2 separate regions of the Homo sapiens genome follow, and region 1 is linked to region 2. Evidence: chromatin loops called from intact Hi-C (ENCODE). Cell type or tissue: ovary. All regions are shown on one strand. Links, peaks and the distances in the headings refer to the core of each region. The heading gives the core; the rest is flanking DNA. Region 1 has its middle 120 kb from the start of ZNF536-AS1. Region 2 overlaps LINC01837 (long intergenic non-protein coding RNA 1837).

Region 1 (16,255 bases), core at 8,111-10,610, 1.3 Mb after region 2:
ACACATTCAGGATGGACAGACTCCTATGCTCCCATTGTCATCAACAACTGGTGAAAACACTACCTGCAATTTTCTTTTTCCATCTTCTCATCTCTTGTGAGCTCTTCCATGTGATGGTCTGGGTAAAATATGTACATTTCTATGCAAATAGTATGCATGTTATTTTTGCTTTTTCGCTTTTGTTGGTAATGTATTATCCATAGTTTGAAACTCCCTTTTCCCCCAAGCAGTTTAATACAAAGACCAAGATAACACCTCTACATGTACACATACAGCTGTAGAAAATATGTAATACTGGACCAGTTCTTTTTTTAATCTTTATTTATCAGAAGTAAGCTGAAATACAGCAAGGCAATGAAAATAATTCAAACATGTTCCCCCCTATAAGTTTGACTAGAAATGACAAAGACAAGTTGAGAATTAGGAAAAGGAACTGTAGCAAAAATTCAGATTTAGCTCTCAGCATCAGAATCAATGTCCAACTCTAAAATTGATATAATTGACTGTTAATTAATTCCCTTGATATTTTCATTAACACTTGGGAGTAACAAGTATTCTATGTAGCATTTCTGAATTATTCACGAGGCCCTCGGATTCCCTAGCAAAGGTGGCACATGATTGATGCCACTCTCAAGAAAGGAGTTAAACTCAAGGTTTCTTTCCATCTGGCTGCACCTTAGTAGGTAAAGAATTGGCAACAAAAGGGAGGGGTGCAGCCAGCAGGGCAGAGGTGTCTCACGTGAGGCTGCAGCTCCCTGCCCCAACCCCCTTCTCTGCTTCTTGCTTCCACAGGCACTCAGCACTCTGGGTGGTAGGTCTGGGCCCCTACCCTTAAATCTTCGGGATCCAGGACCTCCAATGATTACAAAGATTGGCAAGAAATCCTCACCAAATTATGGCTGCAAAATGCATCCAAACCACCACAATGTTCAAAGCTTAGAAACTCAAGTCTTGGAGAAGAGAGAAGTAAGATAAAGTTCAGCGTTAGATTTTGGAAATCTCAGGGCAGCACAGCAAATATCCCTGCAGTGTGGACAGGAGCTCTCCCTGAAGCCATCATCCTCCCAGGCCACTCCCTGCCTCAGCCCCTCCCACATCTTCCTTAGGCACCAGCCTAAGGTGCTCACTGGCCCAGCCCACCACCTGAGTGTGGCGTGTGTGTGTTCAACCCTCTCTCACCCACATCCACTTTTCATCCCCCACTACCTGTGAGCTCCTAGAGCACCCTCTACCTGACTTGAATGAACATCAAGGGGCCAAGCCATGATTGTATATAATTCTAACTATTTGGTTCACCTCCATGAACATGTTATACCTCCGGCCAAGGTGAGCTGTTTGTTCCTTATGTTCAGAAGCAGTAAGAGCATGGGTGACCAGGGAATAAAGCTGACCTTCCAGCCCTGAACACAGCTTCCCAGGGATAGATTATGGGCCAGTGAGTACCAGGTGGACAATCACTTTATCTCACTCCAGCCTGACAATTCCCTTCTGTGCATGGGCCACCAAAGAGCACCCCAACTTCCAGCAGACGATGCCTAACTGCCCTCAGCAAATGATACAGGGCCCAGGCTCCCAGAATCCAGGACTTAGGGTCCTACTCAAACCAACTCCAGGTGCCAAGAATGGCCTGGGACATCACGGGCAAGACCGGCCCCCATTGCCTGTCCTTTTCTTCCAGTTGAAACAAAGATACTTATCTGTGATGTGAAACCTGGGACAACAACCTCCTATATCTGGCCATTTCAAACAAAAAGGCATATTAGTCTCTGCACTATAAAAAATAATACAAATTGTCTTAAGGACAAAATAAAGAAAATGTCATGGGGATATGAGAATGATTGATAGGGCCATGACCTTCAATATGTTGAGGTCCCTTCAAAAGAGTTCCAGTTTGGGATTTAGGGTAGAGCCCTAGCGTACGCACCTCCATGCTTGGAGACCCAAATTCATTCAGCAAAATAGGGGTTGTATCCTTCAAACTGATAGATGATCTGGCTGCAGTGTCCCCGCCTGGAACCTTCTTGGAGTTCCTTATGTCAGTCTGTTTTCATGCTGCTGATAAAGACATACCCGAGACTGGGTAATTTATAAAGAAAAAGAGGTTTAATGGACTCACAGTTCCACATGGCTGGGAGGCCTCACAATCATGGTGGAAGACAAAAGACACTTCCAACAAGGCACCCAGGTAAGAGAGAATGCAAGCCAAGTGTAAGCAGAAACCCCTTATAAAACCATCAGATCTCGTGAGACTTATTCACTACCATGAGAACAGTGTGGAGGAAAACTCCCCCATGACTCAATTATCTCCCTCTGGGTCCCTCCCACAACACGTGGGAATTATGAGAGCTATAATTCAAGATGAGATTTGGATGGGGACACAGCCAAACCGTATCACCCCTGGAAGGGCAAAGAATTCAGAGGGAGGCCCGGCCTCTCTTCCCCTTGTGACATTTCTCAGACAATGGATGCTAGAGAAGGAGGGCAGAAGGGTAGGACTGTTTTGCTAGAAAAAGAAATCACATTCCGTGATCTCTATTGTTTATTGGAACTTAAAAAATAAGTTTTAAAAAAAGGACTCAACAAAATAAACTGAATAAAGTCAAATGAAATTCAGTTCAAGCTTAGGAAGTGCTTGTAAGTAAACATCATCAACCCTCCTTTGACAAGTGGCTTTCCATCACCCGGCAGCCCGAGCGGTGGCCTCGGGATGGTGGCCTGATTGTCAGCTGACAGATGAGGGACAGATCTGCTTGTCGAGAAGCCAGCGGATTGCCCTCGAGTTGTTTGTAATGACAGGAGACAAAGAATGGCTGCTGAGAGTGATCTCTTGTTTTACAAGCTCGGCATCAGGAGAGAGCCTGGTCCTGGAGCCCACTTGGGGGAATGGCCCTAACTGGACACAGCCTCCTCGGGCCACACTCCACCTTTGGCAATTTGCACACCAGGCCAGCTCGCTCCCTGTCATGTGCGTTCAAATAAATACTGTAGTAAAAATGATAAATCCTTTCTGCCTTATGAGTCACCGCACTCCCCGCTCTGAGATTTCTGTCTTTTATTGTCACTCTGAAACCATTTCCAATCATTTTTTGCATTTGATCTCGATTGTCTTAAAAAATTAATCAGACACATGTTCACTATGTTTTTATCCAACTGTCTCCAGAATGTTTTTCGACAATTTAGAAAAATGTTTTGAAAAATAGTAAAGGGAAATATTTAAGTAATTATGATCCTCACATTGCGGGGCCAAGTGAAGTAAACTAATGCAATGGAAACATGTTTTACAGATTTGTTTAATTATTTTTAAGTACAATGAAACTGCATTGCTCTGGGGGAAAGATTTATAATCTGGGCCTTCTCTGACACTTACCTCTTTAGGGACTGCATGCCTCACCAAAGGGAAAATGCCTGGGCCAAGGAGCTGCTTGGGTTGGATCAGAGCCGTCCCCACCCTATAACTTCCATCAGCCCTCCCTGAGCCTCCTTAAATAAACATACAATCAAAGTCAAAAACATATGCTTGTTATACAGAAGCATCTTGAAGACATCTCAGAACCAGTTTGTCATCCCAAGGACCTCCCAAACAGAAGTCCTGGTGCTGCCTTTGCAAAGGTGGAGCTTTGTTTATGGTTTGCTTGTGCCCTTCCAAAGAACCAGCCCGCCCCAGAACAAGTAGCCCCTCCCTGAGCTCATGCCACCCTGTCTTTGGAGAAGGGACATAATGAGGCTACAAAACAATGTAGCTACACCCAAGGCTGCATTTTGCCAGGTCCTAGGACCCAAGTGGGGAACAAAAAGGCTTGTTCTTATTCAGAATTATACTTGGAGTGTTTACCAAATAGGTTTGAGGAAGCAGAAGGACTCACATAATGAAAGACTCACTTCCTATTACCTAACTGGTGTGTTACAGTCCAATTCTGACACTAATTGCCTGGAGTTAGTATAGACTCCACAGGCTAAATAAGACCGCCCTCACTTTATTTAGATACGTGCTGCAAATTCAGAGGTCCCAGAGCACCCACACTTCTGACCAACTGGTACCAACTCTGAAGGAGACCTACAACTCCCTTCAGGTTCAATAACTCTCTAGAATTACTTCCAGAACTTAGGAAATCACTATGCTTATGATTACGTTTTATTACAAAGGATAAATTACCAGGACCAGCCAAATAAAGAGATACATAGAGTGATACCTTACATAGTCCCAAACACAGTTTCCAGACCCACTCCCCATGGAATCGGGATGTATCACCCTCCTAATATATCAATGTGTTCACCAGCCAGGAAGCACCACTGAGCTTCAATGTCCGAAGTTTTTATTGGGATTTCATAATGCAGGTCTCATGGATTAAATCATTGACCAGGTGATTGAACTCAATCTCCAGCCCCTCCCTGGAGGTCCAGCTGGCTCAAAGACCATGATGGGCCTTTCTGGTGACTGACTAGCCCCTATCCTGAGTTATCTCATGGGCATGAACTCCAGTGAGATCCAAGAGCTCATGAAGAACAAAGGCACTCTCCTAATACTTGGAAAATTCCAAGGATGTTGAGTCTGTATCCCCAGAACCAGGGACAGAGGCCAGTTAAATTCTTTATTATGCAATAATATCAAACCCTGAGATTCCCTGGGATGTCACTGCTTCTCGTAGATCTGACTACCCTTTACCCAAATTTCCACCCTACCCCCATTTTCCCAGTCTCTGAAAGTCCAAAACACATTCCATGAACTGTGGGAGCTTCCGGGAACTCACCCTCTCCTCTGACCTGTGCTAGCTTCCTGTTTCTCTTTGAGTCAAACCTGAGTTGAAACATGATTTTATGTATGGTTTCCACCTCCACTCCACTCTTACTAGGCATTTTATTAGTTTAGTCATATTTACTGAAGTCACAGGGTCATGATGAGGGATCATTACAAGCAGCACCTTGTCTTGAACATCCATCCCATTCCATTCACTGCATTTGCTCTTGGGGGCACAGATATTTTCCTTGTACCACTTAGAGCAGCTTAACAGCCATCTCTGATTCTCTGCAGGTCTTTGGGGTTTTGCCCTTGAGGCCACACAACCAATCAATATTTTTCTTCTAATTAATACAGAGCTCTCCCCTTCAGATAGAATGCTTCTGAACCCTCTCACTCCATTTCTTACATGTCTCTCATGACAGCCTTTACACTGCAACTGGCTACATAAACAATCTGCATTTGGGACCTGCCACCCAAGAAGGGGACAAGCGTGTCACAAAAGCAGGTATGTTACTATTCACGTGTTTGGCCACTGCACCTTTTTTGAGCCTGAATGTGAGAGACGATGGGGACCCTGAATGAACCTCAGGCCAGAGACAAGACTTCCTGGACCAGCTCTTAGAACAGTTGGTTTGTGGGCTGCGTGAATGCAGCCCTGTCCGGTGGAGAAGCCCTGAGGATGAGGAGAAACAGCTCAGGATGCCATGTTCAAATCCAGAGAGTTGGTCTGTGAGCCTCACCAGGGCTGGGCAAGTTCCCCAACAGGCTTCTTCAGACCTTTAATGCCACAGCTCTCTGCAAGGCCTGGAAAACACTGATATCTCTTCCTCCCCTCCTGCTTTTCTCCCCCTAGAGGGCCCTCAGCTGGGCACATGGGTCCCCAGGCTCTGCAGGGAGCAAGGCAGGCCAGGACCTCCCCTTCCCGGGCCCAAGCTATTCTCCCCTAGGGCCTCAAACTTGCTTTCCTACTCCCAAGGGATGGCCCATTGCAGGGTGACCTCCAGAGACTCAGCAAACTTACAAGGGGGAAAAACACAGCCTGATACTTTAAGAAATGTACTCCAGAGCCTTTTGACTTTTAATTTTTTATTGCTGTTTCTGTCAATTCAGCAGGTTTCAAAGCTGTGGCTCTAGAACAAGGTGCTGCCAAGGAGTTCATTTATGATATCACCAATGATGATAGACTCCATCGTTTAAGCCTCTGCTTAGCTGCTGGGGATGAAGCTCTGTACCAGGCCTTTTACTTCCGCATATTATTTCATCTTTGCAATAGGTCTCCAAGGTCAGGGGCAAGGGGGAAGAAAGGTAAACCTATTTACAGTGGAGAAACTGAGGTTCAGAGAGGACCAGCACTTCTCCAGAGACCCATAGTCTCTTAGCTGCAAATGTCTGGTGCTTTCATTTAACTACTGGAGATTCAATGGGTTGGAGGAGTCTGTAGGGGGTTTCCGGTAGACCCTCCCTCAGCCAGGCAAGGAAAGCATCCTGTACTTGTGTCTCATGAAGGCGATTTTCTTCATCCAGTAGTGTAGCAGCTAAGCCTAGTGGATCAGTGGCTTTGCAACTCTCCACTATCAAAGGGTCAAATTTATCCCAGGATAGCTTCTCATCTCCAGGGGTGTCCAGACCCAGCTTTGTCCACAAAAGCTCACAGAATCTCCCTTGTGGCAGAAGGATGCCAGTGTAGACAGTGTGAGGATAAAGTGGAGGTCTGCATTTCCCAGCTGCTGGTTTTATTGAATTAGGTCATGACTGGTTCTAGTAGGACGGCTTTGGGGCAGAGGGATATTTTCATATTTTTCATTTCATTTCCTTCATTCCTTCCTTCCTTCCTTTTTTTTTTTCTTTTCAGACAGAGTCTTGCTCTGTCACCCAGGCTGGAGTGCAGTGGCACAATCTCGGCTCACTGCAACCTCTGCCTCCTGGGTTCAAGTGATTATCATGCCTCAGCTTCCCAGGCTGGGAGTACAGGGATGTCCCAACACACCCAACTAATTTTTGTATTTCTAATAGACAATGGGTTTCACCATTTTGGCCAGGCTGGTCTCAAACTCTTGACGTCAAATGATCCGCCCACCTCGGCCTCCCAAAGTGCTGGGATTATAACAGTGAGTCACCGCCCACCCTCATATTTTTTCAGTTTGAGGTCTTAAGCGAACAGAAGAGAAGCACATCCCTGCAAACCATTCAGCACCATTCTGTGGGGCACCTGAAATAAAGGACCAAGGGACAGAAGCCCAAGGCCCATGGTAGGAAATCTGAGACTGCCCCCATGGAAGAGAGGGCTTTAGCGGACCCCAGTGGATCCAGAGGCCAGTCTAGCTAACCTCACATGGTCAGCGAACCCTTGAGACCCCTGTTCCCCTTCCCACCCCCCTCCTTGGCCCCCATCAGTACACTTTGTACTTGGGTGCTTCACGGGGAGCTCCTGCTTTCTACAAAGCACATCAACGGCCTGGGAAAGAGCCTTTGTTCCACCTCAGCCCCAAAGGAAAATCGTGTTGCAAGGGGTTTCCCTGTATATGATAATGGTTAACACAAACAGAAATGATCTCAGCCATCATGGAGTCTACAGTCTAGTAGAAAAAGATAAACACCTACCCATTCACGCCCACACACACACACACACCACTTAAATAAGCTAAGTTACACTTGTGATGTGTGCTATGAAGGAAATAACTGGTGTTGCCAGGCCAAGAGGGAGAGGGTATGAAATGAGTTTGTAGACACAGGCAGGGGCCAGGTCCTTGGGAACTTTGTAGAATGCAGTGAGAAGCTTGGATGTCACCTGATGTGTATGTAGCAGGAAGGTGCTGATGGATTTTAAATAGGAGATAACATGATTCAATTGATGGTTTCAGAAAAGCATTCTGGCTGCTGAATGGAAAATGGATTGAATCACCCTGGTATGGAGGTGAACACCTGCTATAGTGATGGGGCAAAGTGTAATAGAGTCTGAGGAAGGATGGGAGCAGCTAAGATGGGGAGAAATAGAGAGGTTCAAGACGAGTTTTTAAAACAGAAGAGGGAAGACTTGCTGAGGAGTTGGATGTGGGAGTAAGAGAAAGGAAAAACTCAAGGATATCTGGCTTAACCAATGTGGTGGATGATGGTGATGTCTACTGAGATGAAAAGCTATAGGGAAATATGTTAATTTGTATTGTTGCAAAGCAATTTATCACAAATCTCATGACTTAAAGCAACACAGATGTATGAGCTCACGGTTTCTATCGGTCAGTCTCTGGGCACAGGGTCTCATGGAGCTTCCATCAGGGTGTCAGCCAAGCTGTGGTTGTCATCTGGAGAGTTCTCTTTGAAGCTCACTATTGTTGTCAGAGTTCGGCTTCTCGTGGTTGTAGGACAGAAGTCTCAATCTGATTACCGCTCCAGGCCACAGATCATGCTCAGCTCCTAGAGGCCACTCCTGGAGCCTCATCAACAGCACTAAAAACCTCCTTTGAGTTGAGTTTTTCTGAACTCTTCTGCCACCAACTGGAGAAATCTCTCTACTTTTACAGTTCTCACTGGATTAAGTTAGTCCCACCTGAATAATCTCCCTTTATTAAACTCAACTGTGCTGTATAGCATAACCTAATCATCAAAAGAAGATCCATGGCACTCAGAGACCCAGGGATCATACAGGGCATGTGCACGAGAGGAGTGAGAAACTTTGGGGATGTCTTAGAATTCTACCAGTCACATGGGGGTGGTTGGGGCTGGATTATGAGTTATGAGTTCAGTTTCGGATGTGGTAATCTTGATAGGATTGCCACACAGCCAGAGTGAAATAAGAAAAGTCAAGGTTGGATACACAAGCCAGGTCTGGACTAAAACTATACATTTGGGAGCAGTCATTATGTTAAAACTGGGATAATGGGTGGGCTTACCTGAGAGAGAGTGTGGGTAGGACTGAGTTTTTAGGAACTCAACATTTGGAGGTTGAGTGGAAGAGGGGGATTGAACCAACATGGAGCCAGGGAGGGAACGTGCGTGTGCATAAGGTGGGAGTAGGATTTCCATCTAAGGAAACACACAAAAAACATCTATTGGATTGGTGGACGTCATGGAGGTTACTGGGGACATTCACCAAATGAATATTTGACAGTGTGGCGAGATGCAAACTGGATTAGGGTGGGGTGGAGAGTGAAGGTGTTCGTAGGTAGATGGGCATGGTCCAAGGGGGTAGAATATCCACCCTGCAAGGTGCCAGAGGGGACCCCGAATGAGGCCATGGCCTTGAGAACAAGAGAGAGATGGGATTGAGGATGCATGGGGAGGGATTGGCCTTAGACATGAAGAGGGACGCTTCCTCTCTCAGAGTCCCATCAGTGCGGAGGCCAAGCTGGGGCGCCATCTGGTGGTAGGGGAAGAAAATGAGACTCCTTACAAGGCCTCTGCTTTTCTTGGTGGTACTTGAGGCCAGCTTTCATTGGTTGTGCAGGGAGGGTTGGGAGCAGGCCGGAGGTTAGGTGAGAGGGCTTCAGGTGGAATTGTTGAGAGTAGGAACAACTTTTCCGGTAGAAACTGGACTGCAGGCATGCGTGAGTTTGGAGCTGAGAACCCATTCGAGGAAGCCTTCTTAACCAGTCTTCTGACCACAGGCAGGGTCACATGGATCCTGGAGGCCTCCTTTACCCACCAGCTCTACTCTCCACGGCAGAGCTTTACATGCCCCAGTGTGCATACATTCTTCCTTCTCACTTCCGCATATGGATGGAAGCTCCTGGAGTAAGGAATTGTGTATCTTCTACCCAGGATGGACTGCTGCATCCGACCACAACAGTTGCTAATTAAATGTTTCCTTAACTGAATTAATGAAGACCCAAGGGGAGAACAGATGCTGATGGTGGTGGATGCGTCCAGAACCCGCTGGTAACAAGCATGGCCCCATCGTGGCTTTCCTTTGGCCAGCCAGGGCAGGACAGAGATCCCTGGCGCCTTCAAAGGAAGACTGCCTCTATTAGTGGGATGCTGGGGTGTAATCCTAATTTTCAGATCCACACATTTTGTGTGTGGATTCATGGTTTTGTACTGAAGCCCAAATGAGCAGAAATACCCAGGGGGAATATCTAAAATATAAGCTTGTTATTAAGAGTAAATAAACCCACACAAACCCCGCACCAACCGGCTGTCTCTCCAAGTCAGTGGGAAGCAGGATGGCTTAGGAAGGAGCCACAGCTGAGCCTTCTCCGTGAGCTGGGCCATGCAGCACTGCCAGTTCCCAAGGCTGGTGAGCCGTCCATGCGTCCCGCCACCTGATGGCCATTCACGCAGAATCCCAGTGCCCCATCCTGCTGCTCTGTGACCATCTAGACATAGTTTCCAGCAACACCAGCTTGTTTCCTTAGCACAGGCTCCTTCGGACCCCCCTAGTCCCCAGCAGAGCTGCCCCATCCAGCTCTAAGTGAAGGGGTCCCTTTATCTCGGGCAGAGGAGACAGAAAGAGAAGGAGACCTGAGGAGGTGTATGGAGGAGACACAGAGAGACAGACAGAGCAGGACAGCAAACAGCTGAGCAATATGAGAAAGCTTAGAGCTGGGCAAGAAAGACCTGAGTTCTCCTGCTGGATCCACACTTTCTATGCATCGTGAGCAAGCCCCTAAGTCCCTTCCTCCCTCTGAACTTCAGCTACCCCAACCAGATGAAGATTTTAAGGCTCCTCACAGCTCTAACAGCTATCACACGGGGGAGAGGCAGGCCATAGATTAAGAGCAAAGAGGCAGAGAGAGAGACAAAGGTCAATAAAGATGGCAATTCATGCTGTAAATGCCCATGCCCTGTAATGCTGACTAAGGCACATGGTCTCTTACTCTGACCAGAGCAACTCCAGTACCAAAGAAGAAGATACCCCCATTCTGTCTGGTTCAAACAATAAGAACTTTTATATCCCATAAAATAAGAAGTCCAGAAACAGCCAGGACTCTGGAGTTTGATGATTTTGTCACTCAGGGAGTCCTCATTGCCCAGGGACCTTTCATCGCACCGTTCTGTCCTCCCAGCACACCCAGATTTTGGTGTCAAGATCACTTTCCTCGAGTCTCAAGATGGCTGGCTCTCAATGTACAAAAGTCACATGTAGAAATAATAAGGTCCAGAAGAAGAAAGGGTTTGCCTCTCTCTTATATCTCCTTTTAGGAGCAAGGGAACCTTTTGTAGAAGCCCCTTATCTTCTGCCCCACTCCTGGCTGACTTAAGTCTCACTGGCCATAAGGAAGACCTATTTCTCTTTCTATGCCAATGAATGTCTTGGGAGCTGAGGTTAATTTTCACAATTGGTTTACTTTTATCAAATCAGAGAGGATGGATGGTGAGGAGTTCATCATCAAGACTCCTACAAGACTACATTCACAGTAGAGCACTTTTGGACCAAGAAGGGTGGCTTGGTGAGATCTGGGGTGACATCTGAGCAGGTAATAGCCTTTGCTGGTAAGGTGATGCTTTGCAACCAATGCAGCTTCTGAAAGTCTTCTTTGGCTGTGGGCTTTCTGGATGACCCTGAGAACTCCTGTCTTCTTTCCAGACCTGTTTCCCCTCTAAGCAAGAAGGCATAGGCAAGGGTATCTCTAAGGCTGATAACATCAGACATGAAGTAAGTTTGTGGCTGAAGTATGCATCCTCATTTATGATCATCAGAACAGTCCGGAAAAAAAAAAAAAAGAAAAGAAGAGAAACTTCATGTAGACTTGAAGGACTTAAGGAAGAACACAGGAGATGCAAGAAGGAAAATTACCCACGCCTCACTTCATTTTTCTTCATTAGGGTTACTTACACACAAGAATGACCAGGAAAAGGCAGGCCAGTGTCAATGGTGGGTATGGGGCCCTGAATCCATCTAGAGCCTTGGCCATAAGTGGTGGGAGAGGCAGGCGAGACTAACATAGGTAAAGAAAGGGAATGCGTTGGTTCATATGACCACAGGGTATGACAGTCAAGGGAGCATGGTTCCCCCAAGGGAAATTCAGGATTCTGTGACCTAAAGAAAGACAATATGTGTGGGATGGGAGGAAAACAGTCCATGGACATTCATGTAATGGGACTTTAATTGTTCCAAACATTTAATATCCCCCAGGCCGTGGTATGCTTAGGCACAATTTTGCACCAGTTTTCCAGCTTCTCAAGGGGAGAAACATGCTTGAGACTGAACTCTCTTAAGAGGGACATGGGGAGGCCACTTGGACAATCATGGGAGTGAATTCTGAGGTCAGCCCTCCTATTGAACACCCATGAGAGGCCAGCAGCCCTCCTGTTTTCTGTGGTTCTCCCATGAGAATTCTCAGAGAGGAGATTTAGACCCAATAACAGATGAAAGCCACCCTAGTAGTATGGCAAGTTGAAGATGAACATGTGCAAACATAAGTTCATGGCAGGGTTCTGTCTGCCCCACCCCAACCCCCACCCCAAGGAGTGAGGCCAGGCCCCCCCCCCAACCCCACCCAGGGCACCTCCTGCACCTTGAGGGGGAATGAGACCCATGCACATGGAGCGAGGGGTGGCTGGCATGAGGCCACCCAGAGGGGCGAGCCTCTTTCCTCAGGCTCCTGACTAAGCCTTGCTTTGGCCACAGCTGGACTCCTGGGACCAGGACGAAGTCTGGCAAAGTGGCAATGCGCGCGGGGGCTGGGTGTGGACGGGAAGGACACAGAACGCTTTGTAAGCACATCTGGGCCGCTCTGCAGGAAGAAGCTGCTGACAGACTGTTTGCCAATAAAGAAAGTTGCACAGCCTAATAAGAATCAGATGGCTCCTCCAGCCCATCTCCATCCTGGCTGTGCTTTGCAGGATGTACCTAGGCGGGGCCAGGCAGCTCTTCCCCTGGGAGACCCAATACAGTGGAGTCTTGTGGCTCCTTCCATCAGCTGAGAGCCAGGAAGTCTCTGTCCCTTCTGTGCTCTGGTCCAAGTCATTCAGAAGCACTACCTCCAAAGCTCTGGCCCATCCAACTGCCTTCTATTGGGCCATTGTTTGATTAGTGTATGGCTGTACAGGGCTGGAGTCTCCCATGCCCAGAACCAGCCTGCCCATTATCTCACATGGTCATCTTTCCAAGGTGACTTCTGGAAGCGGGTTTTGTCTTTTCAACAAAATCAGATTTCAAGTCTGCTGGAGGCAGGGTCCCATCCTGCATTTCTGCCTCCTGCCTGGTCAGAGGACTGAGCACGAAAGCATCCCTCAAAGGGCTCTGTGGGTCCATCCACAGTTCCAGCAATCCCATCTGATAGTGGGTACAGAACCCCCCAGCACAAAAGCAGACAAGAAGCCAACACTAACCCATTGACTGGCAGGAGGGAAAAGGGGGGCCACCAAAAATCCTCAGGATCCATGATTTTGAAACTTAAACTGTGAAACTTCCTATAATCAAATACATATTTGAAAGCTCAATAGGTAGAACAGAGGAGAGCAAGTTTCCCTAGATGGGAGCAGGGGCCTGGGGGTTCAGTAAGTTTATTCTTTCTCTCAGCTTTTCTATTCCTTCTCCCAGGGAACTCCCCAAGGAACCATGGGGAATTCCAAGCACTTCTCTGGGACCACCATGAAAATGGCTGCATTAGCCCCTCCTCCAGCCTCCTGGTAGACCACCTTACAGCAGTTCCAGATAAACAGATACCTTTCTTAGCCTTCTCTGAAACTGAGGAATAGAAATGCATCCTTTATGGTGGAAAGATCTCCAGACTTCAGTTCAGAAGCCCTGGCCTCCCATGCCAACCCTGGCACCTACCAGCTAAGCAGCCTTGGGCCGAATGTCCTGGACTTCGATTCTCTTATTTTAAAGCAGGGGTGGTGCTGCCCACCTTACTAAATGTAGCACTTGCTGAAATCCCTAGGATAAACCTGGCACTTGACAGTCACTGATTGTGTGGACCTGATTGGGATGCTATTTTTGCAGAAGCAGAAGGAGCAAAGAGGGTACTTATGGGGTCAAACCCAGGGCAGGAAATCTGGGAGGCCATCGCAGAGTTCCATAGAACCCAGGAGCACAGGGAGAGGGCAGCGTTTGGGTATTTTTCCCTGAAAGCATTTTGTGAGGCTGCTGCAAGACATCCTGTACATTCTATTATTAGGAAAGGAACCCAGCCCGGGACGCAATCATCATAAACCTCAAACTGCTGTTTACAAATGCGGGGATTTTGGTGAGACCTAAAATGCTCTTCCCCAAATGCATTCTCCCCCGCCCCCTTGGTTTTTAAACCCATGTGGATTCCAAGGGAAATTGAATCCATATGTTTCTGGTTCATTTACACTGAACTCATCAAAATGTAATTTTGCAACATCTAGTTGACGTCCAGGATGTCTTTAGAAGCCTCATTTTTATGCCTTTTTATAAGCCCCTCTCCCTAGGAAACAGGAAGTTATGCCTTGCAGAGAGTGGATGGAATTCCAGCCAAGCAAGGGTTCTGCCGAGAAGACCCACGAGACTGGAAGGAGCTCTTATGTCTTAAGGACCTTTATCCATGTCTTCATCCCCACTTTCAGAGAAGGGAGCTTCAAGAACTGCCCAGTGGGAAGCACCCAACTTCCCAACCCAGAATGGAGTGGAATCCAAGCTACCTTCGTTTCAGCTCTGTGACTTGTCACCTCCCTGATGGTCAACGAGATTTACTTATTTTTTTTAATAAAACAGCTAGTTCCATTTTGTTGATGGGGACTCAGAGGCTTAGGGTAGCAAAGTGACTTGTCCAAGTCAATGGCACAGCTTGGATTAACAAACTGCATGGGAAAAGTCTTTCCAGACTGAGAAGTCCTGTGGGTGAGAACGTGCTCCGGATATCTGTGGGATAATGGAGAGAAATAGACGTCGTTTCTGACCTGGTTCACTCTGAGGCCCGACAGGAGGCTGAGGTATTACATTACCAGTGTGCTTTGGTTTCTGAGTAGGTTAATGGTCCATTTAAAAGTAAAATTTTGACCAACTAATAAGGCTTCGGTCACAAGCTGCAGTTTACACACAAATACGAATGCAGGGAAGGAGAGGGGCAGCTCAGGGTCGCAGTGGTGGAGGCAGATAAGTGGGACATTTGGATTCTGGTCCTGAGTCCAGCACACAGTGGCATCCTCAAATACCTTCTCTAATTAATTAGAACACCGTCTCTGGCTTCCTTCTCAACAATTATGCAGGCAGAGAGAAATAGCATGTCTTCCAAGGGCTTGCAAAGGTCCCCATGTGTTTTGAATTGGTCATCTGGAGGGTGGTGACTGCCTGCCCGCTGCCCTCAGAGCCGGGTCTGAATGCAAGATGTGGGCTGGCAAGGCCGTCTGGGTAGAGAGGGGGCTGGGCCGACCTCTCACCCTGCATAGCAGACAGTTGGAAGAAGACGGGGGGCATTCACACCAGGCAGACTTGAAGTGACACAGCCAGGTCCAGTATTGGGCATCTCTGTCCTCTTCCCCACCAGTAGTCATCAGGGGCATTGAACCTAGTCATGCCCTAAGGTCAGACCATTCACCCTCACTAGTTAAGGATTGGCAGCATTTGACAGGAGGAGGACAATGTTGTCTGCAGCATTCTTATCCATAGTTTCTCCCAGGCTACCGTGAAAATGAGCTTGCCATCCATTAACCTCTGTCCCCTCCTTCCCCCAAAAGCCTAAGATAGGGCCTGACACTCAGTATATTCTTGCAATAAGTGTCCTGTACATACCAGAACTGGACTGGCTCTAGGAAAATCCAGCCACTGCATGGTTGGTCCCCAACAACCTTAGCCAGTAGAGAGGTGCCTGTCTGTCAAGGGAGTCTTTGTTTCCCCAGATGGATGGAAAAGCTACATCCCCAGATGGATGGAAAAGGCAATTGCCACTGCCCTTCTCTCTCTTTTTCCTGCGTTAAATGTAGATGTGACACCTGATGGTTGAGCAGCCATCTTGCAACAACAAGGCCGCAAACATGAGAATAAAACCAATGAGCTGAGGAGGACGGAGGAGAAAAACAGACCGTGCAGATGGCATTGTTGATGCACTGAAATATCTGTAACCAGAATAATTGCTGTATGAGTAAAACAAGCCTCCTGTGTTTCTGAACCCTTTGTTGGTTTTCTTTTCCTTGCAGCTGAAAGCATTCCTAACTATTCCTGGCTATTGAGAAACAGAATCCGAACACTGGAGGGAGCTGAGGCAGAAGCTATTAAAAGCTGGGACTCAAGTCAAAAGTCCTGTGCAAGGCAAGCATGTAAGTCCTATGTTACAGGCAAACAGAAAAACCATGAGTCAGCCCAGGAAACTGGTCCACAGAGAGAGCTCGGAGCCTAGGGTGGCTGTCAGGAAGTAGTAGTTATGTCCATCCATCTGGCCCAGGTACTTGAAGCAAGGAGGAGGGACCAAGAACTAGTTCTGGTCCCAGTCCAGCCCAAGGGACTCACTTGAGTCCTATGGAGAGGAGCCTGTATCACTTCCACACAAACACAGCATGATGCTGGCATTCTGTGGCCTTCTATTTTGTTGGAGAGAGAGTTCCAGAGACATTTCCTCCTGGACAGGACCATTCTCTGATGGTATCTTCTGAGGACATGGGATGCAGCAAGGAGCT
Region 2 (16,255 bases), core at 6,658-9,157:
TAATTAAATTCATTCATTTTCCCAGCTGCACAATTCCTTTAAATAAAAAGTTATGGGTAATAACACCTCTTATGTTCAAAGTACAGAGGAGAAAAGGGCAAATCAGGATCTTTCTGTTGAGGGGAGTTACACAGTTAAGCAGGTCATGGGTTAGGGCAAAAATCTGTGTACACGTTCTCAGGTATTCAGGTCTTCTTAATTCATAGATTAGGACCCATGGGTTTTGATTTTCTGGTACTGAAAAATATGCATTTTTCCCCCTTTATGTTCTAAAGATGTAATTTATCTCCTTATATCCTGCTCAGTTTTTTAGTTCATAATTTGTAGTAATAAGTGTCATCAAAAGCACTGAAAGTGTTGGTTTCTCTTAAATGATTGGAGACTGTTTGCGTGCTGTTACCAACTCGCATGTCTATAAGGAGGGCAGTAAAAGTGAGCTGAGATATTTAGTGACATAAAAAGAACCATGTAGATTTGTGAAAATGTAAAACTGTGATCATGGAAGAGGTTCATGAAGTAATGAGAGAAATGCTTCGTCCCTGGGCTAGTGATTCACTTGTAGCTTCTGTAATTTCATGGATGCTATAAGGATTTGGTTTTTACACATTTTAATTTAGTCCAGAGATGTTCCTATTTTAATTATCCATACACAAGGGCACAGTATCTTTCTACGGTTATTGCTATACGTTACATTTATATATAGCAATAGCAATTTGAAAAAAAAAAAACCCAACAAAATGCTTTCACCTAGATGACCAAAGGGTTATACTCATTTGTTTTAATGACACTATATGGACCTCTGCATTCTTAAACAGGATTTTCAAATACACGAGATGCAAGCACTCACGGATTTGCACGCAAACAGATACCTACCAGAGAATAAAAAAAGAATGTGTCAATGTCTCCCCTTTCATGAAGGATTTGCGGGTACTTTGGTGGCAGTCCCTGAATGGGGTGCCTGGAGCCTCTTGCTTTTCTGTTGAAATCAGAAGGCATTGCATCGGGGAGTTTGAGAGCAAAGGGATTCCCACTGAGCCTCAGTGATCACATTTCAATATCTGGAAATCCATTTGGAGGAATGTGACATTTTAACTATCGTATTGGACTCAGTCTATATGCATTAGCAAGGAACTATGAGATAAAAAAATACAATATAAAAATAAATGCACATACCTAAATATATCTATATCTATGTCTATTTAGTATCTATTTATAAATATATAATATGTATGAAATATATAAAAAGAACAATCTGATGAAAGCACATGCTGACAAAAACTAAAATTTAAATCATCCAGGTCACACACGCTCTGCTGCTGTGAAAGGGTGATTCCCTAATGACCAGGGGGTAATTCTTCCACCTTCCACAGATAACCAGCGAGAGGAAATCGGTCACGTTTAAGCGAATCTCCCACAAGCCCTTCTGCCCTGGGAGGCTGTGGAACATCCCACTGGCTGTGTCAGAGCTGGTCCAGCTTCTCAGGCAGCCCTGCACGGATGCTTGGGGGATCTGCCCAGAGGCAGGGCCCTCGATGTCACAAGCTCAGAGGGTAACTTCTACTAGGAAAGCCTTTGCTCTCTGGCCAGATGACGTGGTCCCACAGCCCAAAGGAAAACATCGTGCAAAAGGTCCCCTAGCCCACCCTGCTCAGGACACTGTGACCTTGGCCTGAGCTTGCTAGTCCTACCTGTTGAATGCTGTGATGCTTGGCTTGGGAGGAAGGAGAGGAATTAAATGGTTTGTGTGAGTGTCCAGGGTCCTTGGAGGGAGGGCTTTTACTAGGGTCGGTCACACAGTGCATATCTGGGATCCCAATCTACCCACAGATGTATTTTGCTTGGTTCACAGATTATTTGAAAGAAATATGAATTTGTTGCCAATATTTAGTAATTGGGGATTTCACATAATTATCTGGAATTCTGGCTTCATTCAAATGTTTGGAAGTGCTGGGAACACTGGATCCTTACCACTGTGCAGAACAATTGATTTCTTTGGATGGTGCAGACCCTCCCGAGGCCTCTGCAGACCCCTACTCCTTGTTATCTGCCTGGTCCTGGAGGACATCTGACTTGCCACTGCAGGTGTTTCTGCAACATTGGTGTCACTGGGGGCCTGTGATCCTTGTTTTCTGGGATAGTTCAGCCACTGCCTTACGCAGCCTTGCCTCCCCTCACTATGTGACCCACTGGGGTTTGTTACAAGTGACAACTGGGCTGCAGAGTGTCAGCTATGTTGCTCGAAGGTGGAATCTTGCATGTGACCCGCTGGGGCAGTGTTCTTCAGCACAGATGCTGAAGAACCCTCTCCTGAGAACACGATCCTCCTAGACGTCTAGAAGGACCACCAGGTGCAGAAAAACCGGTCCTCAGAGGTTGATATGTAAGGGGTTTACTGCGCAGCTTCCTCGCGCTCTGCGACAGCTGGGGTCAACTGTTGAATCCACACACCTGCCTCAGCTAGGAGCGCACTCCTGCGGCATTTAAAGATGCTGTCACCTCTGAAATTGGGACTTGCTGAGGTCTGGGTTCTCACCCTGCTGCGGTTCCCAGTGATTTATTTTTTCTTTTCTTTCTCCCCCAGTAGTGGTAAGATACATGTATCTATTGGTGTGTGTCTGTGTGTTGTGTTCTTGCTAGGCACAGCAGGATGGAGCCCCAGGCCAAGAAAGCTAAGGTGGGGGTCTCCTTTCACTCTATTCTTGTCTGGCATGAGGGAAGTTGCTGCAGGAGTGAGGGTGGTTCTATGCAAGCCTGTCCCCACTGCTGGGACAGAGCTCAACGGCCCTGTTTACTGGCACTCTCCCCCTTCCCCTGTTGGACGAGGAGTTTCTCGAGGACAGGGCCTGTTGTTATTTTCACCTTTGTGTCTAAATGCCTGGGTGGATAGATTCATGGTGAATTGGTTCCATCTTCTTTATGCATCTGGGATGGGAAGTTGCTAAATTAGCATGGTTGCTGCAATACAGCAGGTATGGGAAGTAGTTTTAGAAGCCTGGGCTGGAGGAGGTGAACCAAGAGGGCCCATGGGCCTGCATCGGAACTTTGACTCTGCCACTTCTCAGCCATTTTCTTATCTAAATGAAGGAGGGGCTGGGTGAGTTTTTTAAGGATACTCTGCCTGTTGAACCTCTTTCTTTCCTTTTCTTTTTTTTTTTCTTTTCATTTCTTCTCTCTCTGTCTCTCTTTGAGACAGAGCCTCGCTCTGTCGCCAGTCTGGAGTGCAGTGGCATGATCGCGGCTCACTGTAACCTCCGCCTCCTGGGTTCAAACGAGTCTCCTGCAGCCTCAACCTCCTGGGCTCAAGCGATTCAACCTCCCAAGTAGCTGGGACTACAGGCACCCACCACCATGCCCAGCTAATTTTTTGTATTTTTAGTAGCGACGGGGTTTCACCATGTTGGCTAGGATGGTCTTGATCTCTTGACCTCGTGATCTGCCTGCCTCGGCCTCCCAAAATGCTGGGATTACAGGTGTGAGCCACCGTGCCCTCCCTCCCTCCCCCCTTCCTTCCTTCCTTCCCTCCCTCTCTCCCTTCCGTCCCTCCCTCCATCCCTCCCTCCCTCCTTCCTTCTTTTCTTCCTTCCTTCTTTCCTCTCTTTCTCTTTCTCTCTTTCTCTTCTTCTTTCTTCTTTCTCCCTTCCCTTCCCTTCCCTTCCTTTCCTTTCCTTTCCTTTTCTTTCCTCCCTCTCTCTCTCTTTCTCTCCTCTCTCCCGCTCCCTTTCCTTTTTTCTTTCTTTCTACAGGGTCTCCCTCTGTCATCCAGGTTGGAGTACAGTGGCACACAATCAAATCTCCCTGCAGCCTCAACCTCCTGGGCTCAAGCAATCCTCCTGCCTCAGCCTCCCAAGTAGCTGGGACTACAGACGTGCATCACCACGCCGTGCTATTTTCATTTTTTGGAGAGACAGGTTCTCACTATATTGCCCAGGCTGGTCTTGAACTCTTGGCCTCAAGCCATCCTCCCACCTCGGCCTCCCAAAGCGCTGGGATTACAGGCATGAGGCACCATGCCTGGCCTGAACCTCTTCCTTTCTTTTCTCTCTCCTCTACCTGTGTTGTCTGTCCAACACAACTGCCAGATCTGACCCTGGAACACAGTGTTAATTATCTATTGTTTGATTGGAACACCACTTTTTGTTTTTTGAGATGGAATCTAACTCTGTCACCCAGGCTGGAGTACAGTGGCATGATCTTGGCTCACTGCAACCTCCACCTCCTGGGTTCAAGTGATTCTCCCGCCTCAGCCACCTGAGTAGCTGGGACTACAGGCGCCCACCACCATGCCCGGCTAATTTTTGTATTTTTAGTAGAGACGGGGTTTTGCCATGTTGGCCAGGCTGGTCTCTAACTCCTGACCTCAAGTAATCTGCCCCCTCAGCCTCCCAAAGTGCTGGGATTACAGGCGTGAGCCACCACGCCTGGCCTGGAATACCATTTTCTTAAGGGTCTCTGAGACCTAACCCTGACCTGAGCTGGAGGTACTGTCACGTACCTGTCAGTGGGCAGCAGTACCCGTCAGAAGGCCACAATGCCTTCGTTATCAATAAGAGTTGCCACCCTGAGACAGTGTGCACACCCCTCTTTACCTGCCTTCTCCATGAAGCAGCCATACTTGGGCTCCACTGCAGGTGCTGTTGGTGCTAGGACCTTGCTCCTCTGAGAAGGGGGCTGAAGTTCCCAGAAGCTGAACTTCCAGTTGACAGCTGGCAGGTTGTTGCTGAGATGGTGGTTGCTGGAAAGGTGCATCTGACCCAAGCTGGGTTTGGTTTTACTGGAAATCTGTATTCAAAAGCTCTGGTTTTTGTTCATTGTGTCTAAAGAGACATAAAAATTAATTTAGCATTTGAGACCCCAGTGAGGACAGAGCCTGTCTCATAACAAGCTCAAAAGGATCCCCATTCTGACCACACAAGAAGATTTTGAGTGAGTTTTGAGGGGATACACAGGATAAGGGAACAAAAAGCCCCTCTGGCTTAGGAGGTTAGGGTGGGAGAAGGGTAGATTCCTTAAATATGCCTACAATGCAGCATTTCTTAGAACAAGGAACTGGAAAAAGGACATTACCAGAATGCCTAGGATGAATGAAATGATTCTTAGTTGAAGCTCTTGGAGGAAGGGCATTTTATTTTTTTTCTCATTGTTGAGACTAAAGGCTTGTTCCTATAAAGGTGTCAGAATAGAGGGTGACAAGTGCATCTCCAAGGGCTACAAACTCAGGTGACTGCCCAGGCCAGGCAGGATATATGCGTGGGTGAGCACAGCAAGGCTGGGTGCTCCTTTGCCCACTCTTGTCTGTGCCTGGCTGAACCCTACCAGAAGAGCAGGAAGGGTAGTAACCAAGGGAGAAAGAACAGGCACAGTTAGTGCATCCTTGGAGGCTCACATATATACACATCTCTGCCCTACACATTCTCTGCTACCTCCTCCCCCAAAGCTTTTGCTGCTTAACTATGCCCAAGTTCCCCCGTTCTGTGAGAGCTAAGAATTAACCTTGAGTTGATGTCCTTTTGGGCATCTGTGTTTTCTTGCCGTGTGTTGCCAGAAATTGATGTATATTTGACTCCCCACGTGTCCTACCCCAGTGTACATTGACCAGATTGTAACATCTTTGACGGGGAGGCTGTTTGCCTGCTCCTCCCTGCCATTGTAGCCAGGACTGGGCAATACAGGGAGTATCCACGTATCTTTCTTTGTGGGTGGGCTGGTGAGGTCAATGAATCTCAGAGGTCTTGCAGGCCTAGGGTTCTCATTGCAAAGGCCATCCAAGACAAACAGGTAATTTGTTTTAAGCGTATTGCCCGGAATTCGAAGCAAACGCTGGATCCAAATAGTCTAAAAGGTGGCTGGAGCTTCAGGCTTTCCAAACCCATCTGTAGAGTTATATGATTTACTGAAATACAAGAATGTTCTGCTTTTAGTGCTCAGAGCTCCCAATACCCAGTTATTTGTTTTACACATTTTCCCCATTAGAAATTGAAACATAGCAATTAGAAGCCAACCCAGATTGTTCCGCATTTAGGGGGTTTCACATGTCTACTTGATAATTTTGTATCTGTAGCAGCTTGGGCATAGCAGCCTTAAAGAGCCTTGTTTGGATTGTTGGAATAATGTTTTCCAGTTTAAAGTAACTGCTAGAATGGTAAAAAAAAAAAAAAAGAAGAATAAATGCGTGGCAAAACTCAAGTCTATTAGCCTTGCCGTTCACACCTGTAGTTTCTCTCCATCCAGGTGTGGGGTTAACTCAAGCACCTCGGGTGTATTTGCAGGGATTCTTTAGGAAAAAAGAAAAAAAAAAGAGAGAGAAAAACCCAAGATGCCTAATCAGAAATTACCTTACTGGTAGTAAAACCCAAATTCATGAGAATGTATAAAAATAGATTTCTTTTAAATGCCAGGGAAGAGATTTGGAAGCGTTTTGGCAGATTCGGATGCACGGACCGACCTGCGCCAGGTTCTTCTAACGTTAATAAATATTCATTTTGTTTTTTTGGGGGGGAGTCCAAGTACTAAGCAGAGGGTCCTTGTTGTAGAAGTGAGATCTAGTTCTGCAGCGAGAAATTCGAATTCTTAAATACCAGGTATTCTTTTCTAAAACTGTAACTCTTTCCTCGCAATTCAAACGGTGCAGGGGGACAGCTGCTCCTGGAGATGGATTCAGCCACGGCCTTTTCTTCTCTCGTGCAGCTAAGCCAAGCCAGGTATGAAAACGGTGCTCCCTTCCCCTTCTCAGACATCTTGTTTTTCTTTCTTGGACACACAGAGAAAGCTCCATTAAATATTGATAGTGTTTTGATACATTAAAATCGAGAACAAGTCAGAAATCTTATATACAATATACACAGATGTCATTTTTTTCTGGTTTCGCCATTTTTGACCAAAAGCGTCAATATTTTACAGGAATTTCTTTTCCCTTCAAAGCCTGCAAGAAGTCCACTTCTCACAGAATGCATGTCCAGTTGGTACTGAAACGGTTCCCCCCAACATGTCTGTGGAGATCGCGTTATTAATATTATTTGAAAAATCTACTTACCACTTGTGTTCAATTTAGCAAATTTGGAGCTTGAAAAAAACCCTCAAAATAATTTTCCTTCATCTGGCGGAGAGTAACATTGTTCATAATAAGTAAAAATAAATGTTTTGCCATTCTAAAAATAATTTAAATAAACTAGAATATATATTTCAAACAATATAGTTCATTTAAATTTATTTGAAAGACAAAAAAGGTAAAGAGAGAGAGAGAGAAAGAGAGAGGGAGAGATGGAGAGAGAGACCTCAGTTGCAGCTGTTCCAAAGAGTTCGGGTACAAATGTTCTTTCATTCCTTTGCATGATTTTGATAAAATTAGGTCAAAGAAATGTTCATTTGAAAACAGTGCTTTGTCATATTATCTACAACACATGTCTAGCAAATTTATGAATCCAGCATTCATCTGCGTGAAGTTTCAAATCCTAATGAATGGTTTAGACAGCATTGTCATCAATTTTCCGCAGGTGCAGCTGAGGCAATCAGTCAATTCAATCAAAAGCCTCCGTCAACTTGCGTGGCGCTGTCATTTTTTACATTCGGATTGCTGAAATTAACAAAAACGATCCTCCCTGAATGCCGTTACACTCCTCCCGCCTTTGGGTGGCGCTTTTGAGCAACGCTTTGCCGCTCGCCGTGCTGCAGGATCTCGCAGCATTTTTTTTTAACTTTATACTAACATAATATTTCTTTTGTGATATTATGGAGATAAAATTGCACTGTGTGTTTTAACACACATTACAACAACCTCTTAAGGCAAAAAAGTAAATTCATGCAAATGAGTTATAGAAAGTGAAAAAGATTTCTTGTTCGGTGCGGTGCGCGGTGGGACCCGGCGCTGGGAAACACTCCAATTGCCAGGTTCTGAACTTCCTCGTCCCTTCTCCTGTCAGGCTGTGCAATAGAGTGCAATGCGGGCTCTCAACTTTGGAACTGTTGCTTTAAGATTTAAGAACCAGGCCACCTGGTTGCCTTTATCTTGTGTTTCCTCTGGGTTTACCTTCCACTGCCTTCCAACAGTCTCTGGAAATCTCCGGAGTGGGCTTTACTGGTATCGGGAGAGGCACGTTTTATTGCAACCTGGGTGATGAGAATTCTCTTCCTATCACTGCAAGCTATTGAGCTCCTTCTCCTCAAACGGTTAACAGCAGCTTCAAACCCTGCCACTTACCTTAAAAGAGTTAAAGATCCTAAGAAAGAAAAGCTTTGGCTTTTTAACTCATTGAAAAATAAACTTGTTTCCAAAACTCTGTAGTCTAAGAAGGATTTCAGCAGTGCCAGTGAGGTAAAGAGAAAACTGCAAGAGACACTCTGCATATGGCAAAGATGAACACTCTGTCTTCTGTCTCCCAGGAACACTACCAGGTTCCTTCTAAATCTTTAGAATATATGGACAGACAGAAAGCACTTAGTATCAGTTTCTCCATGATGAATAGAGTTAACCTTTGTAGTTCGCCAAAAGTCAGTAAGTTTTTCTTTCCCATTTGTTTCAGTCCAACGATGAGTAGAAATGCAGGTAGGACCAGATAAACTCACATTGTCTTGGCCTTTTTGCTTAATGACAGCAGCCGACTGCTTACAGCAGCTGGCAAAAGAGAAGTGATAATATTAACTTATTTAAATAATCAGGTTACATGTAGTGACAGACGCACTCAAATTTATTAAAGTCGCTTGAAAAATATTTAGATGCTTTTCCTTTGCAGACATCATGAATGGTCAATTGCCCCAACATTTCTGAGGCCGTGTTAAAAAATACACTTGGTTTCTAGAAGAATGCAAATTCCAAGGAATATAATAAAAATGTTCTTTTAAACAACTAGCTATGTCACTTTGCAAATAGCTTTGATGTAGCATTCCTGCCTGCATAAAGTTGAAGCTACATCTGTGTCAGCCATACCTGAGTTTATGATACCTTCCCTGAGAGAGCAATTAGGGGCTGGTGAGGGCTGGAGTTCTAGCTAATATTTGAAACTACATGTGCGTCTGCAAGCTAAAGGGGAAAAAAGGGCTGTGATCATCTGTGAATAGAGAAAAGAATTCTAACAGCTCCTACCTTTTAGACACTTGATAAAAAATGCGGTTGGGGGGTGCCTGGAGAGTCTCAAGGGAGTGGCTTTTCCGCTGAGAAATGAAGACTGCCACATAGCCGCCAGCCGGGCTTGCTGTAGGAAGCTTACAATTCAGCTCTCTTCGGTGGAGTTTGAAGTTAAATGGTCCTGTCTGCTTCTTCTCTTGTTTGTGTCACTTGTTAAAGATCCCTTGAAATGCACCATTACAGTTTCTTCTTAGTTGATTACAACAGAACTAAACTAGTCATCTTGCATTTCAGCTATCCCTAATTTCTTATAAGGGCCCAAGGAATAGATCTTTTCTTTTTTTTTAATTGCCCAAATATAAAAACATTTGACTTGCTATTACTCTTAATGTAACTGTAGATCTTGTAATAAAAGGTGAAGTGAAATTGAGTGTCCATAAATCAAGCAAATGAATGCACAGAAAAGAACTAACGATACATATAGTCAAAAATACGTGTAGCCTTAAAGGAGATGCTTGGCATTGTGTGTGTGTTTTAATATTATGCTTTTCATTAGGCTGGACTCTGTTTTACAGGGAAGACAAATATTTCCATATTTGAATTTTTCTTTCTCTCTTCCAATCCAAAAGAGAATTTCTTTTGTTGTTGTTGTTGTTAGTTTCTTTCTAAAAGGGAAAGAAATTAACATTGCTTCCCCCCCCATGAATATATGTGGTGAAAAGCTTGCAGGGTGTTTTGATGAAGCATGCAAAATGTTTTATTAATCAGAGTAATAGAGTAGAAATGAAGGCAGTACGTCTTTAAAAGTGCCTGGGTGTCCAGGTACGCGGGGAAATCCGTAAAACCGTTGACCAAGCACAATGTACGTAGACAAATGTCTTCTCATTGCGTGATGCGTGAAGGCCATGATAGATGGCTTCTAACAACAAAGCGTGACCACAGAGACAAAATTAGTGTTGTTTTAATTACCAGTGTCTGTAATGTTATCTATCCATAACTGCCTGAAATAGACCGTCACAGAGGGTCAGAAGGCGACCTGAGCTCATACTTCCACACATAGCTTCCTTATCGGTTCTGGAGTCGTAACAGCAGTGTGCTTAAAAAAAAAAAAAAAAAAGAAAAAGAAGAAAAGAAAAAGTTTAATATTTCACTTGAAACATTTACTTATAACAAAAAAAATTGTTTCTTGTTTAAGGGAAGTGCCTTTATCTTTTTCTTTCAAAGCAGATCTTATTAAATGCTATTTGGAGGTCAGAGTAATGGGCAGAAAATGGGACTGGCCTTGACATTCTTCAATGAAAGTTTACATTCTCGGAGCGGTGTTTTTTGTCAGTCACAAATAGCATTATGACACTAATAGGAAAGAAGGTTCTTTATTTTTGAAACCTCCTTGAGCTGAGACGGGCTGTTCTTCAGACATTTGTAAGTGTGTATATTGTGAAGATGAAGTATCCCTTACTTTCTGAGCTTGCGGGAGATGAAAGATAGGCCAGTTTTTGAAAATGGCCTGCGTGGCACATGCTATAAATGAGCAGGGAAAGCAATCGAGCTAATAGATTACAGTAATTATCCAATCTTTGGCTAGTTTGTATTGGCAAACTATAAATACAGTACACATTAGAACAAGGTGCTTACAGAATGTACATGAAAGGTCATTGTAATTTGCAAGTCGCTAGTCATTAGAATATGCTAAAAACCATTGCTTCAGGGCTCAGATTTTAATGATGAATACATTGATTATTAAGTAGCAGAGGAAAAATGTACAAGAGCGGCTGTGGTGTAATGATAGGTCGCTTTATTTTGGGAAGGAAATCAACTCAGCTTCAGAATGCAGGCATTGAGGAATATAATTGCAGTGAGGAAAATTCCTCAGAGGAGCTTGGCACATATTAAAAGCAAAAACTTGAGACATGTTTGTGATAAGATTACTAATAAATCTCTGGTAAGTCTTAGACTCCTGACAATAATACAGCAACAGAGTACTTCATCTTCTCCAAGCTTTAGAATTTAAGATCAGTCACAAACAATCTAAATTACGACTGATACTAGGCAGATGCAGTACTGGACGATGTTGCTTGTCATAAATCTCTCGTTCCTTATATGCAAATTAAACTCCATTTTAAAAGATAATTTTTCACATGGTGATCGCCTTTATTTGCAAAACGCTGGTGATTTTTAATGGGTAAAGAGAAAAAGCCAGGCTCTACATCCGGGAATGATTTTGTGCAAGAGGGGAGGCAGGAGCCTGTCATCTGGATGCTTAGGGTGGGGCAACTTGACCGGCTTTGGAGAGAAGTTAGGGACCAAGTTGGGTTTAAATACAGCCACACAGTGCCTAGAAGCTGCCTTGGCTGCTGGCTGCAAGGGGGAAGTCCCTGGGTTGCATCTAGGTTGCAAGGCTTTCTGACTTTTATATTGCAGAGTGGTGCGCCTGTTTCTGCTTGTTCTGGGATGGAAGCATTTTGTCTGACAGCCACCCGCCTCCTGCCCTCCTCCTGCCCCCCTCCTGCCCCGTTCTGTCTCTGCTGGGGAGTTCACCCTCTGCCCCTTGAACCTCAGTTCTAGCTGGCTATGGGGCCGAAACCCGGAGTAACTCCTCACATGGCTATCCTGAGTATCTTTTCCAAAAAGAAGTCAACATGGAAATGGCGTATAATCCTGAGTCCTGTGCCAACCGTTAATCACTTTTTTTTTCTTGCGTTTTAAGAGCAAAGCAGCAGCTTACCTCTGGATCCTGATAGAGAGGGAATGGCTTGCTTTTCCTCATCACAGTCTGTACTCATGAAATATTTGTCTCTGAAGCCCTGAATTTTTACTGCAGGGCTGTTGATGGGAAACTTGGAAAGAATAAACAAAAATTTAAAGAGTGGGAAGCACCTGCCTTTTCTGAAATCCATCATTCCGCTATGTCATCCATGGACCTCAAGGTTTATAGGAGATGCTCGGCCTCTTTGTTGAAGCCACAGGGCAGTGAGGCCAGGTGTGTTGAAGGCCTCTCCAGGGCCCCAGAGACAGGGATGCTGGCTGGCATTTATCTGGCAAAAGAGCAAAGCAAAGGGGTTTTCACACCATACTGGGTTCACCAGGGTAGTTTGGGAGCAGGGTGCTTGGGATAGTCTTATTCTATATACACCTCCAAAGAAATATCAGGACCAAGGGGCCATGTGGCCAAGTGTTTTCTGACGAGTAGCAGCACCACCCTGGAAATCTGGGTCCAATCAGAGGTTGGGCAAATTCTTCTTTTCCCCTGGTGCTATCAGGATGGAACTCCTACTGTTTTTCCATTGTTTTCTTGGAAATACATTGGCAGGTCCCAGAAAAGTGTTGGGAAGTCTGTATTTGTGCTTCTCTTTGTCTTTCTGTCGTTCTACCCCCACACCCTGAACATACACACTCTCTCTCTCTCTCCCTCGCTCCCTGTCTCTCCATGTCCTCTCCAAATTAACAAACTTAAAACAAAAACCAAGTGCTTGTTGATCAGTGCTGACAGAACCTGTTCCAGGAGGAAGGGACTAGTGGCTCCTCGGGGGAAGATGCGGCGGGAACCAGGTGGAGCGGCACATCCCTCTGGGTCCTGTGTAGCTAGTCATTTTATCAGCCTGTGCATTAAGGGGCAACACCACAAAAGGGTAAGAGTATAAACATGCTTTACAATTCTCAGCTCCCTAGCATAAGAATACTTCCTGCGTGGATGTAAATTTACAACAGGTGCTTATCAAATGTGAAAACGCTTGCAAATCGGAAACAAACTTAAGGGCGAACATATCTCAGTGACGGCTTTTGCAAGGGCTGTGCTTGATGTTGGGCTATAATGTTGTTCCTCTTTAGTTTCTACGTGAAGTATCTTTCCATGGTTTGCCACAGGGAGAATTATGATGGCTGAGCCTCAGACACTGGTGTGAAGATGCAGATTTGTTTAATGAAATCCGTATTTACCATTGGGTTACAAACACAGCTAATATGCCCTACATTCAAAGGAGAGATCTTCACTCTCAGAACTAATATTTTCATTAATTCTGTCTTTCTACCAGAAGGCAGACATCATCTAACCATCTTTGCAGCGTAACTGCACCTGTGATAGAAATGTTTTTCAACCGTCCCGTTCTCGATGACTAAAATGTGTTGTATTTGTAACATAAGGCAACAGCTTCCTTTCTTGGTTTGCCTGTCCTAAGTGGTGAATTCTCCAGTATAATCGGGCTGTGTGTGTTTTTTCTGAATTGCACTTTTTGTTTTGCAGTTTTAAAATAGTCCCCACCCCTTTGCCCCCCAAATCTTTAAGGTTTGCTTGTAAGATGTACTTGTTGTGCAGGAAGCAATTAGCCTGTTACAGAGATATTAATTAACATGTTGAAAATGTTTTCTTTATTAATGAGAAATTCACACATTCTATTTAAATTAATTTGTATAGTTTAAAATTAATTTATCGTGGCCTTTGATGACCTCAGATCTACGAAGACAAAACTGGAGTATTGTACTAACTGTTAAACCATTCATTAAACATTTTATGCAAATAGTGTTTGTTTATAAACAAATTAACTGCAAGGATTTTCAAAACAGGTGCTGTGTTGTGAATGCGTACTAAATGATGTGGTACTGAAAGAATTAATTAGACCTTCAAATGTAATTAGTTGCAATAATTTGCGTGATTAGCGGCTTGGTTAAGAAGTAAGACACACACATTGTAATGCATGGGAGAGTCACTGCAGTAGCTTTGTTTTTCATATGGTGAGGATGAGTCTTCTCCATGTTTAGGAAATTTTTCAAAAAATTGCTGACATAGCTGCAGTTAATTGCCAAGTATCCTGTGGGGGGTAATGTTGTTGTTGTGGTCTTTTTTTTTCCTCTTTCTCCCTTGGCTTCTTGCAATGCATAGCCACTGGATGCAATGCTGTTTATTTGCACCTTTATGAATTTTTAAAAGAGAAAGTTGTTAACCCCAGATCTTTTCATCCCCAGAGGATATGACAATGCTTAACACTTTGAGGGTTAAAAGACAGTACACAATTATTATAAGCCAAATGAAACATGTCCTGCATTTCAAGAGCGGCTGTTATCGCTCAGGGAATAGCGGCAGTCATTTTTTTCTTGACGTTGCAGTGTCTTTTCTGTTCTTTCAGAAGATGGGCCGCCACTGTGAACAGTTTAGTCTGATGGGCCATGGAAACTGGTACTTGTCACTGCCGATGGCTTGTTTACATGAGGCTGGTATTCTAGAGGCAAGGCCGTTGAGATCCCTGGGGCCAAAGCTTTCAGATGGATTTATTCTCTAGGGCCATGTTGCTGTGAGATGGCGCTCAACGACTTAGGGACCCTCAGATCTCTAACCTCTATGCTGAGACCTTCCATAGTACTGTCCTGCTTTGAAGGATCCTGGTAAATAATAGACCAGAGTGATTTCATTTCTTCATTTGTTCAGAAATATTCATTGGGTGCTCACGAGGCACCAAGGCCCTGTTTTAGGCTCCAGGGGGATGCGGTAGTGACTCATACAGATGATGTCCTTTTCTCATGCAGCTTCATTGGGTGCAAAGGCAAAAAAGCAGATGCCAAATCTCAGACAATTTCAGCCATGAAGAAATAGGAACTTGGCTGATTTCTCCTTATTCAAGTGCACGATTCCTGTTGAAGCATCTCTGAACAACTGTCACTCTTGTGCCCTCACTGGGCAATAGTGACATCCTATACTGAAGAAGACGGGATAGAGGAAGTGGTAGTTGGTTAAGGGGTGAGCCAGAGTTCTAAAATAAACCTGTTGTGTGCCTGTGCCTGTGTGTGTGTGTGTGTGATGTATCCTGCTGCTCCTGAAACCTACTAAATGACAGAAAGACTTGAAATACATGGTTTCACTGGTTTCACATTTTAGGAAGGCTCTTTTACCCAGGGGAAGAGTTGAATTATCTCGTCCCTTCCCTACCACACTGAATGACCTTGGGCAGGGCTGGGGTGAAATCTGATTTCCCTTCCAGCTCTAGACATCAAGGATTCTACTCTCGGCCTTGGAGAGGTTGAGGATCTAGAGAAAAAAAAACTTGTGAGTTTCCTTAAGACCACAGCTTTCCCTCCTCTGAATTTCTTGGCGGTGTTTGATTCGGTTCATCCTCATTTTCAGCTGGTGTTTGCAAAGCAGTCTTTAAAATAGGCCCTTTTTGGATGATGTTTGAACTTGAACAAAATTAACATTTGCGTGTCATCAGTAGCTGCAGTGCATCATTCTGGGCAGTGAAGGATGAAAAGTCAAGAATGTGGGCCGCTTGATTAAAATGAACAATCCAGGAAAGTTCGGAAAGATGGATATGTAGAGCTGGCCTGCTAATTTATGTGGACTCGATTCCAATTGCAAAGGAACATTTTTTTTCCCTTTGAAACTTTTAAGAAATCAGGTTTTAAAGCTGAACTGATGCACCACTCAACTTAAAATAGAAGAGAATTTGATTTTATGTGGTGCCTTTCACATTCCTGAACTCTATATAATATCACACATCAGAGCTCCTGGCTGCAGGGTGGCTGGGAGGCAGGGCTAGGTTGAACGATTCCTAAGAAAAGGATGAACAACCATTCCCTTTGCAACACTTGGAAAGAGCTTCCTGTGGGTTTTTAAAGCCTCTCTCTTCAGGGCCTTTGCACGTTTTCTCCCTCCTTGGACTGTGAACATGGAGCAAATATTTACAGGGGTCTTAGGAGCTCTGTGCACAAATTGTCCTCTGTGTGCAAACACCATCCTAAATATTTACTGGGACCTTAGCACCTCTGCCCACAAATTGTCCTCTGCATGCAAATACCATCCCGTCCTAGAAGATTCAACTAGAATGTTGTTTCCTACTCCCCAAGGCAACATTAATAGTTCCTTTCTCTGAAGTAACCTGTACAGTAGTATTATCAATTATTGGGCTTGGTTGTGTGTGTCCTTGGGAAAATGACTGCCCTTGACTGAGCCTCACCTGCACGTTGGAGCCATGCATAGGATTGCCTGAAGGTAGAGGGAGAAAGCTCAAACTAAATGCCCAGCCTGCAGGCTCTTGATAAAAGTCAACATACCCTCTTGCTTCCTCTACCCTTGCATGGGGAGGAGTGCTGATGAACAGACAATAGGCAAATGAAACCCATCTCCCTGCCCACAGGCTATAAGAGGACTGGAGACAAGTCATGGATGGTCCCATATGTCAGATATTCTTGAGTTCCCAACTGATTGCAATA

What was found. A loop is a pair of places that touch in the nucleus more often than their neighbours do. Peaks named below come from ENCODE experiments on the same cell type or tissue, not always from the same donor. Only the 100,000 strongest peaks of a DNase experiment are listed, where the experiment ranks them.
Region 1: a loop joins it to region 2, with 4 times the contacts of the local background. A loop is called at or near these places in 2 of 110 quality-filtered maps.

What each region holds. Positions count from the first base shown.
Region 1 is chr19:30,777,876-30,794,130 of GRCh38, reverse strand. No RefSeq gene overlaps it. Among named protein-coding and RNA genes, the nearest start is that of ZNF536-AS1, 120 kb to the right of the region's middle. In ovary, for the core only: CTCF peaks have their summits at 8,898 and 9,097 (motif pointing left); a DNase peak (open chromatin) is centred at 9,078.
Region 2 is chr19:32,033,392-32,049,646 of GRCh38, reverse strand. The region is part of intron 2 of LINC01837 (long intergenic non-protein coding RNA 1837); the gene reads left to right. LINC01533 (long intergenic non-protein coding RNA 1533) reads right to left here. Exons shown (of 5, transcript NR_110675.1): 2 at 12,552-12,657; 3 at 11,940-12,093; 4 at 4,591-4,814; 5 at 748-869. Among named protein-coding and RNA genes, the nearest start is that of LINC01533, 16 kb to the right of the region's middle. In ovary, for the core only: a CTCF peak has its summit at 7,640; DNase peaks (open chromatin) are centred at 7,626 and 7,900; H3K4me3 peaks cover 544 bases; H3K27ac peaks cover 1,255 bases.